2 separate regions of the Homo sapiens genome follow, and region 1 is linked to region 2. Evidence: read pairs that join two places in POLR2A ChIA-PET (ENCODE). Cell type or tissue: A673. All regions are shown on one strand. Links, peaks and the distances in the headings refer to the core of each region. The heading gives the core; the rest is flanking DNA. Region 1 overlaps CRTAP (cartilage associated protein). Region 2 overlaps CNOT10 (CCR4-NOT transcription complex subunit 10).

Region 1 (5,377 bases), core at 245-5,244, 350 kb after region 2:
TATTTTCTCTGTCTAAACCGAATTCCCTAATTCCCGCCTTGGAGCGTCCCTCTGGATTGGCTGAGTCTCTGTGCACATGCACAGGTGCCTGCCCTTCTCCCTACTAGGTTGTGCCAAGAGTCCATCAGCATGGGGGCCCTCTGGTTGGTGGTCATGAGTCCTCACAGGGAGGCCTCTGCATCCTTATTTGCCTGCCCTCCTGAGGTCCTGCCATAACATACCTGTTCTTCCTGAGGACTTCTGCCGTCTTGAACACTGCCGATAAGTGCCAGCCCTGAAGCTCCGGGGCCCGCAGCCCTGCTGCTCTCACAGATCCCAAGGGAAACTTTTTTCCTAGCCTGGGAGATTCCCTTTCTCCCTCTTCTTCTCCCAGGCCAGTCAGCTTCTTCCTGCAGCTCCTCTCCAATTTCTTTCTCCCCTCAAACCTGTCAGGCTCTTTTGTGAGTGCAGGCTTTTTTCAAGTGAATAATTTGCTGGTTCTGACCAGATATCTACCTCCCCTGAGACAGTGAAACTCAGAATCATTGGCCCCTTCAATGGAGAGAAGACAGAGGGGAAAAGAGAGGAAAATGTGAATTAATTTTATTATATTTTATGGTCATAATGTCATTATGTTCAAATCACAGATACTTATTGTGTCCTGCCTTGTCCTGAGGACTGTGTGAGGCACCAGGAATCCAGATAATGAATGACACACAGCTGGGTCCCCCGAGGATCATAGTCTGATGGGGGAGATAGACGTACCACTGAGATTGTAGGGTGGCGTAAAATGCGGGAAGACAGAACCCAGAACTAGCCCAACAGAGAGGCTCTTAATTGAGGCCACTAGGAGACAGGGAGAACTTAACAGAATATATGGTCCATGCAGGTGGGGATTTTTTTTTCCTGTTTTGCTTATTGTTATAGACCCACAACCTAGAAATGGTGCTCTTGTAATATGACGTTTATTGCTGCATGAATGGATGAATAAGTGAGGAGGTGGTGGAGTCATTGAGAATGTTAGCAGAAGGTCTGTGGGGGATTTGGGAAAACAATATATTTGTCAAGGTGCCAGTGGAAAAGATATGGTGCAGTCATATTGGGTAATTGGAGGAAAGTTTAAGAAGGTGGTTATTTACAAAGGTGTGTGCAGTGCATGGGGAATCCACAAGAGATAGTGTTCTGCCACAGGGGTGATAGCAGTGGGATATGACCAACCCTAGGCCAAAAGGGGCAGGGGAGAGAGCAGTGATTGAAACCGGGAAGGAGGGAGACTCTATGGAGAGGGTCACCTTGAGAAGAACTGTGATCTTCAATTAAGGGACATAGCAGCCCAAGAGGACTGTGCAGGGAGGGAACCAGGAAATGAAATAACATGACCTTACTCTCTTCCCTTCCTCAGTCATCTACTGGGGCTCCTCATGGGTGAACCTCTTTGGAAGCCAGAGAGCGAGGGAGTCTGTTGTTATAGTCCACACAGGCCAGCCTCCTGGGGCATGTAGCCAGTGCAGAGTAGATTGGGAAAGGCAGACCGAGGCCATCCAGACAGTCGCTTTCAGGAAATCAGCACTTGTCTCACAGTGCCTGGACTTGGTCTTGAGGGGCCCTGGAAGTCATGGAACCTTTAGCTGGAAAAGTTATAGCAACACAAAGTTTCTGAAGGACTAAGCAGATATTCTTGTTTTACAAAAATTACCACTTAGCATCCATGGAGTAGCTTTTATGTTCTTTGTCCTTTTAGGCAAATAATCTCCCCAAAGCCATCGCCGCTGCTCACACCTTTCTACTGAAGCATCCTGATGACGAAATGATGAAGAGGAACATGGCATATTATAAGAGCCTGCCTGGTGCCGAGGACTACATTAAAGACCTGGAAACCAAGTCATATGAAGTATGTTTGGATTTTTATGTGGCAGTTAGTGGCAACCTGGACTGTTAAAGAAATGTCTCTCCATAAGCAGCTGCTGATAGCTAAGGACCTCTAGTGATTTTTGGTGACATTTGCTGAATATTATGACAATAGAAATGATTGACTTTTAGCACAAAGTGATCCATTTAATAATGATATTTTGTATGCCGTGATGATTTTAAAAGCCATGTTCCCTTTAAATGCTACATTTTAGAAATATGGTCATTTAATTATTTAGTTTTAAGAGGGTAGATTAAAGACATATCTTGGAAATCATCTAAAATGACCAGGAACACAAGAAATAGAAACATAAATCTCCAGTTTTGATGAAATGAGAAGGCATATATTTTTATACACACTTGCACACAAACGCACCCTAAATATATTAAGGTAGAAAATGAAGACGAGTTAGGAAGGCTGATGTGACAGAGTAGAGGACACTTAAATCTGCGCATCTACGAAGAAGAGTTTTGATGAGAATTAGTCGTAAGAACAACAATAAGAAAGAACGATCTCGCCCTTTTGAGCACTCACTATTGTCAAGGTCTTCTGGAACTCAGGCACTGGGGGCCTGGGTTTCAAGCAAGGGCAGGGCATTGTTGAAAATGGGAATTTGGCTGGGCACAGTGGCTCATGCCTGTAATCCCAGCACTTTGGGAGGCCGAGGCGGATGGATCACCTGAGGTCAGGAGTTTGAGACCAGCCTGGCCAATATGGTGAAACCCCGTCTCTACTAAAAATACAAAAATTAGCTGGGCGTGGTGACTCAGCATGTCTGTAAACCCAGCTACTCGAGAGGCTGAGGCAGGAGAATCACTTCATCCCGGGAGACAGAGGTTGCAATGAGCTGAGATTGCGCCACTGCACTCCAGCCTGGGCGACAGAGCGAGACTCTGTCTCAAAAAAAATGAAAGAAAATGGGGATATGTGGAAAATATCCACTAGAAGTTATAGTTCCCAAGGCCTGACCACAGGGTTTTCTGTAGAGTGATCAGATCTCAGGCTCACTTTTTGACTGCTAGGGAAAATGTATGTGTGGAAGTCTCTTTTTGGGGGTATCTGTCAGTTTTCCAGGGAAGACTTCACCAGCCTTCTGCAGGGCTGGTGGGGTGCGCATACTCCTCTGCTGGTGTCTGAGAACCAGTGTGGGGAGAGGGACAGGGTCACCCAGGTGAGTAGGAATACTTCACCTGCTTCCTGATTTTAGCCTCATGCCTCCACTTGGCCTCTGCTACGTCTGGTCCCTGACTCCTCAGCCTTTATGGGTAAAGTCTCTAGAATAAACTGCCACTCTCTGGTGAAGAGTGGCTTTGGGAGATATGATCTCTTGGGTGGGTGGGTAGGTGCTGGGAGCGGACCCAGGACCCCAACAGCCTGTTCAAACTTGCAGCCCTGCTTCTAGCTCCATGCCTTACCCCAGCCTCCCGTGGTCCCTCATGCCTGCGCATGCCAATGGGACATATAGCTTGCTTCCCCTCTGGCCCCTCCTTTGTGACTATTTCACTTCCTGCCTTTCCAAAAGTTGTTGAAATCTCATCTGCTGCTTGCTCCCTTCCCATTCTCCCATAAAAGCAATTTATGCCTTTCATAGTCTTCACTGTTGTTTTCATAGGGTTTGGGGAACGAAGCCGAGTGCGTGTGGTCAGTGCCCTGGGCTTATCTGGAATTCAGCTAGTCCTGTTGGCCCTCACTGGAGCCCTTTTGGGGTGGCTGTGCTGCCCTCCTGTGTGATCAGGGGCCTCCTCTTTCTGCTTGGTCCTTCTTGCTGCTGCTGCTGCCCCGCTGCTTCTGCAGAACCAGCTGTCTGGAGTTGGCTACTTATTGACCCATTCTTCAGGAAAGGCTCCTTCAGTTCTCAGCCTGTCTTATTTCCAGGGCATGTGGCCTGCCCAGGAGGTTTAAGAAAATCCACCCTCGGCCAGGCGCGGTCCTCATGCCTGTAATCCCAGCACTTTGGGAGGCCAAGGTGGGTGGATCACGAGGTCAGGAGTTCAAGACCAGCTGGGGCAAGATGGTGAAACCCTGTCTCTACTAAAAATACAAAAAAATTAGCCAGGCGTGGTGGCAGGCACCTGTAATCCTAGCTACTCGGGAGACTGAGGCAGAGAGAATTGCCTGAACCCAGGAGTTGGAGGTTGCAGTGAGCTGAGATTGCACCACTGCATTCGAGCCTGGGCAACAGAGCAAGACTCTGTCTCAAAAAAAAAAAAAAAAAAAAAAAGAAGAAGAAAATCCACTGTCTTTACCTGAGGCCTTAAGCTTGGTGAAAATTCTAGGTCTAAGGGGTGCCCTCAGATACCACCATTCCAGAGCAGCTGAGAACTCCAAATGGAGGGTCCCATGCTTATTCAGGGCCTGTCCTGGCCTCTGCAAGTTAGCAGGTTTTGTGTGTATCCAGGATCTCTACTTATTTCTTGGAGACCAAGCTACTTCCTTGGTCCTAGTTTATTTCTCTCTCTCTTTTTTTTTTGAGATGAAGTCTCGCCCTGTTGCCCAGGCTGCAGTGCAACGGCACGATCTTGGCTTACTGCAACCTCCACCTCCTGGGTTCAAATGATTCTCCTGCCTCAGCCTCCTGTTATTTCTCTTCTAATCGAGTCTAATCAACAATTAGCAGAAAGTCCTTGAAGTTTCCACTATCTGGCATGTGGTTGCCCTTCCTAGTAACTAGTGCTGATGCATGGTGGCACTTCTGTTTAACTGCATTGTCGGAGGAAGTGGGGTGACAGACACCTGCTGATATGGTTTGGATCTGTGTCTCCACCTAAATCTCATGTCCAGTTGTAATCCCCAGGGTTGGAGGTGGGGCCTGGTGGGAGGTGATTGGATCATGGGAGTGGATCCTTTATTAATGGTTTAGCACCATCCTCTCTGTGCCATTCTCATGATAGTGAGTGAGTTATCATGAGACCTAGTTGTTTAAAAGTGTGTAACACCTCCCCGCTCTCTTCCTTCTTCTCTGGCCATGTGAAGTGCCGGCTCCCTGTTTGCCTTCTGCCGTGATTGTAAGTTTCCTGAGGCCTCCCCAGAAGCAGAAGCTGCTATGCTTCCTGTATAGCCTGCAGAACCATGAACCAATTAAACCTCTTTTATTTATAAATTACCCAGTCTCGGTTTTTTTTTTTTTTTTTTTTTTTTGACAGAGTCTCGCTCTGTCACCCAGGCTGGAGTACAGTGGCACAATCTCAGCTTACTGCCACCTCCGCCTCCTAGGTTCAAGTGATTCTTGTGCCTCAGCCTCGTGAGTAGCTGGGACTACAAGCATGTGACTACACCTGGTAATTTCTATATTTTTAGTACAGATGGGGTTTCCCTATATTGGCCATGCTAGAGGTATTTCTTTATAGCAATGTGAGAACAGACTAATATACCTGCTCTCAAACTTACATTTTTCTTTTCGTTCCATTTTAAAAACCAGTTTTATTGAGGTACTATTTATATACAATATATTTATCAATTTTAAGTGTATAATGCAGTAAGTTTTGACAA
Region 2 (5,377 bases), core at 95-5,094:
AGTGGCTCACATCTGTAATCCCAGCACTTTGGGAGGCCAAGGCGGGTGGATCATCTGAGGTGAGGAGTTCAAGACTAGCCTGGACAACATGATGAAACCCCGTCTATACTAAAAATACAAGAAATTAGCTGGGCGTGGTGGCAGGAGCCTGTAATCCCAGCTACTTGGGAGGCTGAGGCAGAAGAATCGCTTGAACCCAGGAGGCGGAGGTTGCAGTGAGCCTAGATCGTGCAATTGCACTCCAGCCTGGGCAACAAGAGCAAAACTCCGTCTCAAAAAAAAAAAATCCACAAAATGGTATAAAGACGATCTTGCCTATACAGCTTGCCTAGAAAGCTAGGCTTAGATATATAAAATCTCATTTTCTGAAAAGAGTTGTTATACCTCAGTGTTGTGGCGAGAGGAATAAAAGCCTCCCCACCTCATTCATGAGGAACTTCTTAGAAGCACATGCTCTGGGCAACATGCCCCGCTAGTCTGAGATTTCTCCTAATGCTGCCAGAAACCAACCTAGTACACGTTTCTGGTCTTCCCCAACATCTCCCACGTTCAAGCTGCTACCTTCAGTACCATTTCTCCCCATTTTCTACCTGTGAGATATCTACCCTGCAAGGACTAAAGCAGGCCTCCCTTACCCCAAAGCTCTGTTTGAAAGAAACTTCTTCCTTTCTCTCCATATTCACAGCACATTCACTGCCTTTCTCCCTGGCATTTACGTAACTGTGTTTGGATTATTGTTAGTTATTTGCATGCTTGTTTGTTATCAGGGGAAGTCCCTGTCTTATCTCCATACCCACCTCTGTTCAATAAGTATTTGTAGAAGTCTATTATCTGATTAGATTAAGAGAAGAGGCAGAGCTGTCTGGAAGCAATGAGCAACTAAAACTAGATGGGGAAGTACAAGTTGATAATAAGGTGAGGAATATTTTGGCTGTAGCTCAAAGAGGCCCAGACTGAGGAAATAAACCTGTAATTTCAGCACTTCTGTCCAGAGCAGTCCAGGCTTCCTTCTTCAGGACTGGATCAGAGAGAAACTGCTGGCCGATGCTATGGCTCTTACTCAGATCTAAGGGCAGCATGTTGCCTAAACTAGTAAATTATTTTATTGGACTAAATTGAAGTGTGTTTCAGTCCTTAAGAATGGAGACCTCAAACATGCTACGTGGTACGTTTTTTCTGTATTACTATAAGTTTGAATTATTATTCCTGACATTGACAACTTACAGTTTGTAATACTGAAGTGTTACTTAGGAAAACAAATGGGCATGCAGATTTTGATGTAATTGCAACTGTATGTGTCTGTTGTGAAAGCCACCAGCAGAATTGGATGGTTGACTGTAGTATCGGGGTGTCCAGTCACCCATCTCAAAACCCAGAGTATTACATGTCTAGCTTAATTGTTAGGTTTTAAGACAAAAGGAACTGAGGCTCATCAGAGCAGAACAACAGGTAGTCCCTAGGAAGTCACGTGGGAATGAGCTTGAATAAGTTTGTTACCTTGTTGGTTGGCAGATGTACTTGGAGTGTGTATCTTAAGCTTTTGTTTTTTCACGGGCATCTTTCTGTTTTGAGCAAAGGCGGCTTCAATGATCCATCCTAAAGAGGTGCCCCCTGAGGCCATCTTGCTGGCAGTCTACCTTGAACTGCAGAATGGTGAGTAATTCTCTCTGTTTAGGACTTTATCCCTTGAAAGAGCCTGAGATTTTTTGGTTGGGAGACAGGGTCTCACTGTGTTGCCCAGGCTGGAGTGCAGTGGTACCATCAGAGCTCACTGCAGCCTCCAAACTCCTAGGCTCAAGCAGCCTTCCCACCTCAGCCTTCCAGGTAGCTGGGACTACAGGTGCACGCCACTGAGCCCAACTAATTTTTTAAATTTTTTTTAGAGATGTGGTCTCGCTTTGTTGCCCAGGCTGCTCTCAAACTCATGGGCTCAAGCAGTCCTCCCATCTTACCCTCCCTAGTAGCTGGGATGACAAGCATAAGCCACCATGCTCAGCCAAGGCTGAGATTTTTTTTTTTTTTTTTTTTTTTTTTGAGACAGAGTCTTGCTCTGTAGCCCAGGCTGGAGTGCAGTGGCGCGATCTCGGCTCACTGCAAGTTCCGCCTCCCGGGTTCATGCCATTCTCCTGCCTCAGCCTCCTGAGTAGCTAGGACTACAGGCGCCCGCCACCACGCCCACCTAATTTTGTGTATTTTTAGTAGAGACAGGGTTTCACCGTGTTGGCCACGATGGTCTCGATCTCCTGACCTCATGATCTGCCCACCTCGGCCTCCCAAAGTGCTTGGATTACAGGCGTGAGCCACCGCACCCGGCAAGGCTGAGATTTTTAATGTCTGTTTTTTCTCTTCAGAGTCAGAAATTTGCCTTCCTTGAAGATAGGTGACCCATCAAATTCTTTTTTTTTTTTCTTTTTTGAGATGGAGTCTCGCTCTGTCACCCAGGCTGGAGTGCAGTGGCACTATCTCAGCTCACTGCAACCTCCGCCTCCCGGGTTCAAGGTTCAAGAGATTCTCCTGTCTCAGCCTCTCAAGTAGCTGGGATTACAGGCACCCACCAACATGCCTGGTTAATTTTTGTATTTTTAGTAGAGACCGGGTTCACCACGTTGGCCAAGCTGGTCTTGAACTTCTGACCTCAGGTGATCTGCCTGCCTCGGCCTCTTAAAGTGCTGGGATTATAGGCGTGAGCCAGAGCGACGACCCATCAAATTCTTCTACATAAAAATATAGTTAGGAGCTGGGCGCAGTGGCACATGCCTATAATCCCAGCACTTTGGGAGGCTGAGGTGGGCTGATCACCAGAGTTCAGGAGTTCAAGACCAGCCTGGGCAACATGGCAAAACCCCATCTCTACAAAAAATACAAAAATTAGCTGGGTGTGGTGGTGTGCGCCTGTAGTTCCAGCTACTGGGAAGGCTGAGATTGGAGGATCACTTGAGCCCTGGAGGTTGAGGCTGCAGTGAACTGAGATCATGCCAGAATAAGACCTTGTCTAAAAAAATAATAATAGGCCGGGCACAGTGGCTCACGCCTATAATCCCAGCACTTTGGGAGGCCGACACGGGTGGATCATTTGAGGTCAGGAGTTCGAAACCAGCCTAGCCAACATGGTAAAACCCCATCTTTACTGAAAATACAAAAATTAGCCAGGCGTGGTGGCGCATGCCTGTAATCCAGGTACTTAGGAGGCTGAAGCAGGAGAATCGCTTGAGCCTGGGAGGTGGGAGGTTGCAGTGAGCCGAGACACACCACTGCACTCCAATCTGGGCGACAGAGTGAAACCCTGTCTCAAATAATAATAATAATAAATACCTATATCTATCTAGATAGATAGATAGATAAATAGATAAATTGATAGATATAGTTAGGGAGTTTTTGGTATCCTACAAATACTCCTTACAAGTTAAGCTTATCTCCTTTTATCTGAGAAAATACAGAATCATAACTTCAGACACTTAATTATAATTAATCACTATTAATTAACCTTTCTCCTAGGCAGCTAAATGACTGAGAACATGAGTTAGAATGCAGTTGCTTTGAGTTATACACCATAGTATTTTGAACACATATTAACAAGTTTTACAGTAAGCCAGTTCTTGCTGAGAATTATTTATTCAAACATAAATTCAGGTCATGCCTCTAGGGCATATACGATCTCCAAGATGTATCTCACTAGAAGAAAGGCTGTTGGCTCTAAATATGAGATAGCATGAAGTAGAAAAGAGACATGAATGAGAGAGATTAGAAGGGACAGAAATAGGCCAGGTGCGGTGGCTCATGCATGTAATCCCAACACTTTGGGAGGCCGAGGCGGGCAGATCATGAGGTCAGGAGATCGAGACCATCCTGGCTAACATGGTGAAACCCTGTCTCTACTAAAAATACACAAAATTAGCTGGGCGTGTTGGCATACAGTTGTAGTTCCAGCTACTCAGCAGGCTGAGGCAGGAGAATTGCTTGAATCCGGAGGCGGAGGTTGCACTGAGCCGAGATCGTGCCACTGCACTCCAGTCTGAACGACAGAGCGAGACTCCGTCTCAAAAAAAAAAAGGGACATAAATGAAGTCACAGCCAAGCATGGAGTCCTAGCTACTCTGGAGGCTGAGGCGGGAGGATTGCTTAAGGCCAAGAGTTCAAGGCTATAGTGTGCAGTATTGCTCCTGTGAACAGTCACTGCACTCCAGCCTGGGCAATATAGTGAGACCCTGTCTCTTTTTTAAAAAATAAAAAATTTTAAAAAGGCTGGGCACAGTAGCTCATGCCCGTAATCCCAGCTACTCTGGAGGCTGAGGCAGGAGAATTGCTTGAATCTGGGAGATGGAGGTTGCAGTGAGCCGTAATCGCCCCACTGCACTCTAGCCTGGGCCACAGAACAAGACTCTGTCTCAAAAAAAACCCAATGTTCTAAGGCATAACTCCTTGTTGACCTTGGGAACTCTTACAAGGCTCCCTTTTTTTTAATAGCTGAAGAAGGGGTCTTTAGTGCCTGGCACCCAGCGGGCCTTAGCCTCCTTAAAGATGTGATTAGGGTTAGTGCATTGCCCTAGATTGTTTCATTGTTTTTTGTTTGTCTTGAGACAGGGTCTCACTTTGTCACCCAGGCTGGAATGTAGTGGCGTGATCTTGGCTCACTGCAGCCTTGACCTCCCAGGTTCAAGCAGCCCTCCTGCCTCAGCCCCCCAAGTAGCTGGGACTACAGGCATGCACCACCATGCCCAGCTAATTTTTGTATTTTTTTGTAGAGACGGGGTTTCACCATGGTACCCAAGCTGGTCTCGAACTCCTGAGCTCAGGCGATCTGCCCACCTTGGCCTCCCAAAGTACTAGGGTTACAGGCATGAACCAACCCTCCCAGATGATTGTTTCTTTTATACAGCCCACCTATAACAAGTTCTCTACCTGGGCTATACCTTAGAATCACTGGGAAGCTTTTTAAAATTCCATTGCCTGGGCCATGCCCTACATCGCTTAAATCAGAATTTCTGGGGATAAGATGGAGGCTTTATGGGATTCCAGTATACAGCCAAGGCTGCAGATGACAGCTCTTCTAGATCATCTTTTACCTCCCCAGCAGGATTTTCATGTCTTGCTTTGTGTGTGGCAGTATTGTTCTGTGCTTTGTTTTTTAACGGGAAGTGTTTTTATAGGTAATACTCAGCTGGCCTTACAGATCATCAAAAGGAATCAGCTGCTCCCTGCAGTGAAAACACACTCTGAAGTGAGAAAGAAGCCAGTGTTTCAGCCTGTCCACCCGATCCAGCCCATCCAAATGCCGGCTTTCACCACTGTGCAGAGAAAGTGATACTTCACTTTTGGAAAACTGTTACCTGAGACCCAGGGGAGAATTTACTGGCCATTTTAGTTGTATCACAGCAGA

What was found. Peaks named below come from ENCODE experiments on the same cell type or tissue, not always from the same donor. Only the 100,000 strongest peaks of a DNase experiment are listed, where the experiment ranks them.
Region 1: POLR2A ChIA-PET joins it to region 2 with 7 read pairs; 2 of 35 experiments call an interaction of 5 or more read pairs at or near these places.

The regions. Positions count from the first base shown.
Region 1 is chr3:33,118,624-33,124,000 of GRCh38, forward strand. CRTAP (cartilage associated protein) reads left to right here. Exons shown (of 7, transcript NM_006371.5): 2 at 1,721-1,870. Among named protein-coding and RNA genes, the nearest start is that of CRTAP, 7.3 kb to the left of the region's middle. In A673, for the core only: no CTCF peak of the experiment used is centred there; no DNase peak of the experiment used is centred there; H3K27ac peaks cover 638 bases.
Region 2 is chr3:32,768,310-32,773,686 of GRCh38, forward strand. It overlaps CNOT10 (CCR4-NOT transcription complex subunit 10), which reads left to right. Exons shown (of 19, transcript NM_015442.3): 18 at 1,578-1,653; 19 at 5,148-5,377. The coding sequence ends at 5,302. Among named protein-coding and RNA genes, the nearest start is that of CNOT10-AS1, 34 kb to the left of the region's middle. In A673, for the core only: no CTCF peak of the experiment used is centred there; no DNase peak of the experiment used is centred there.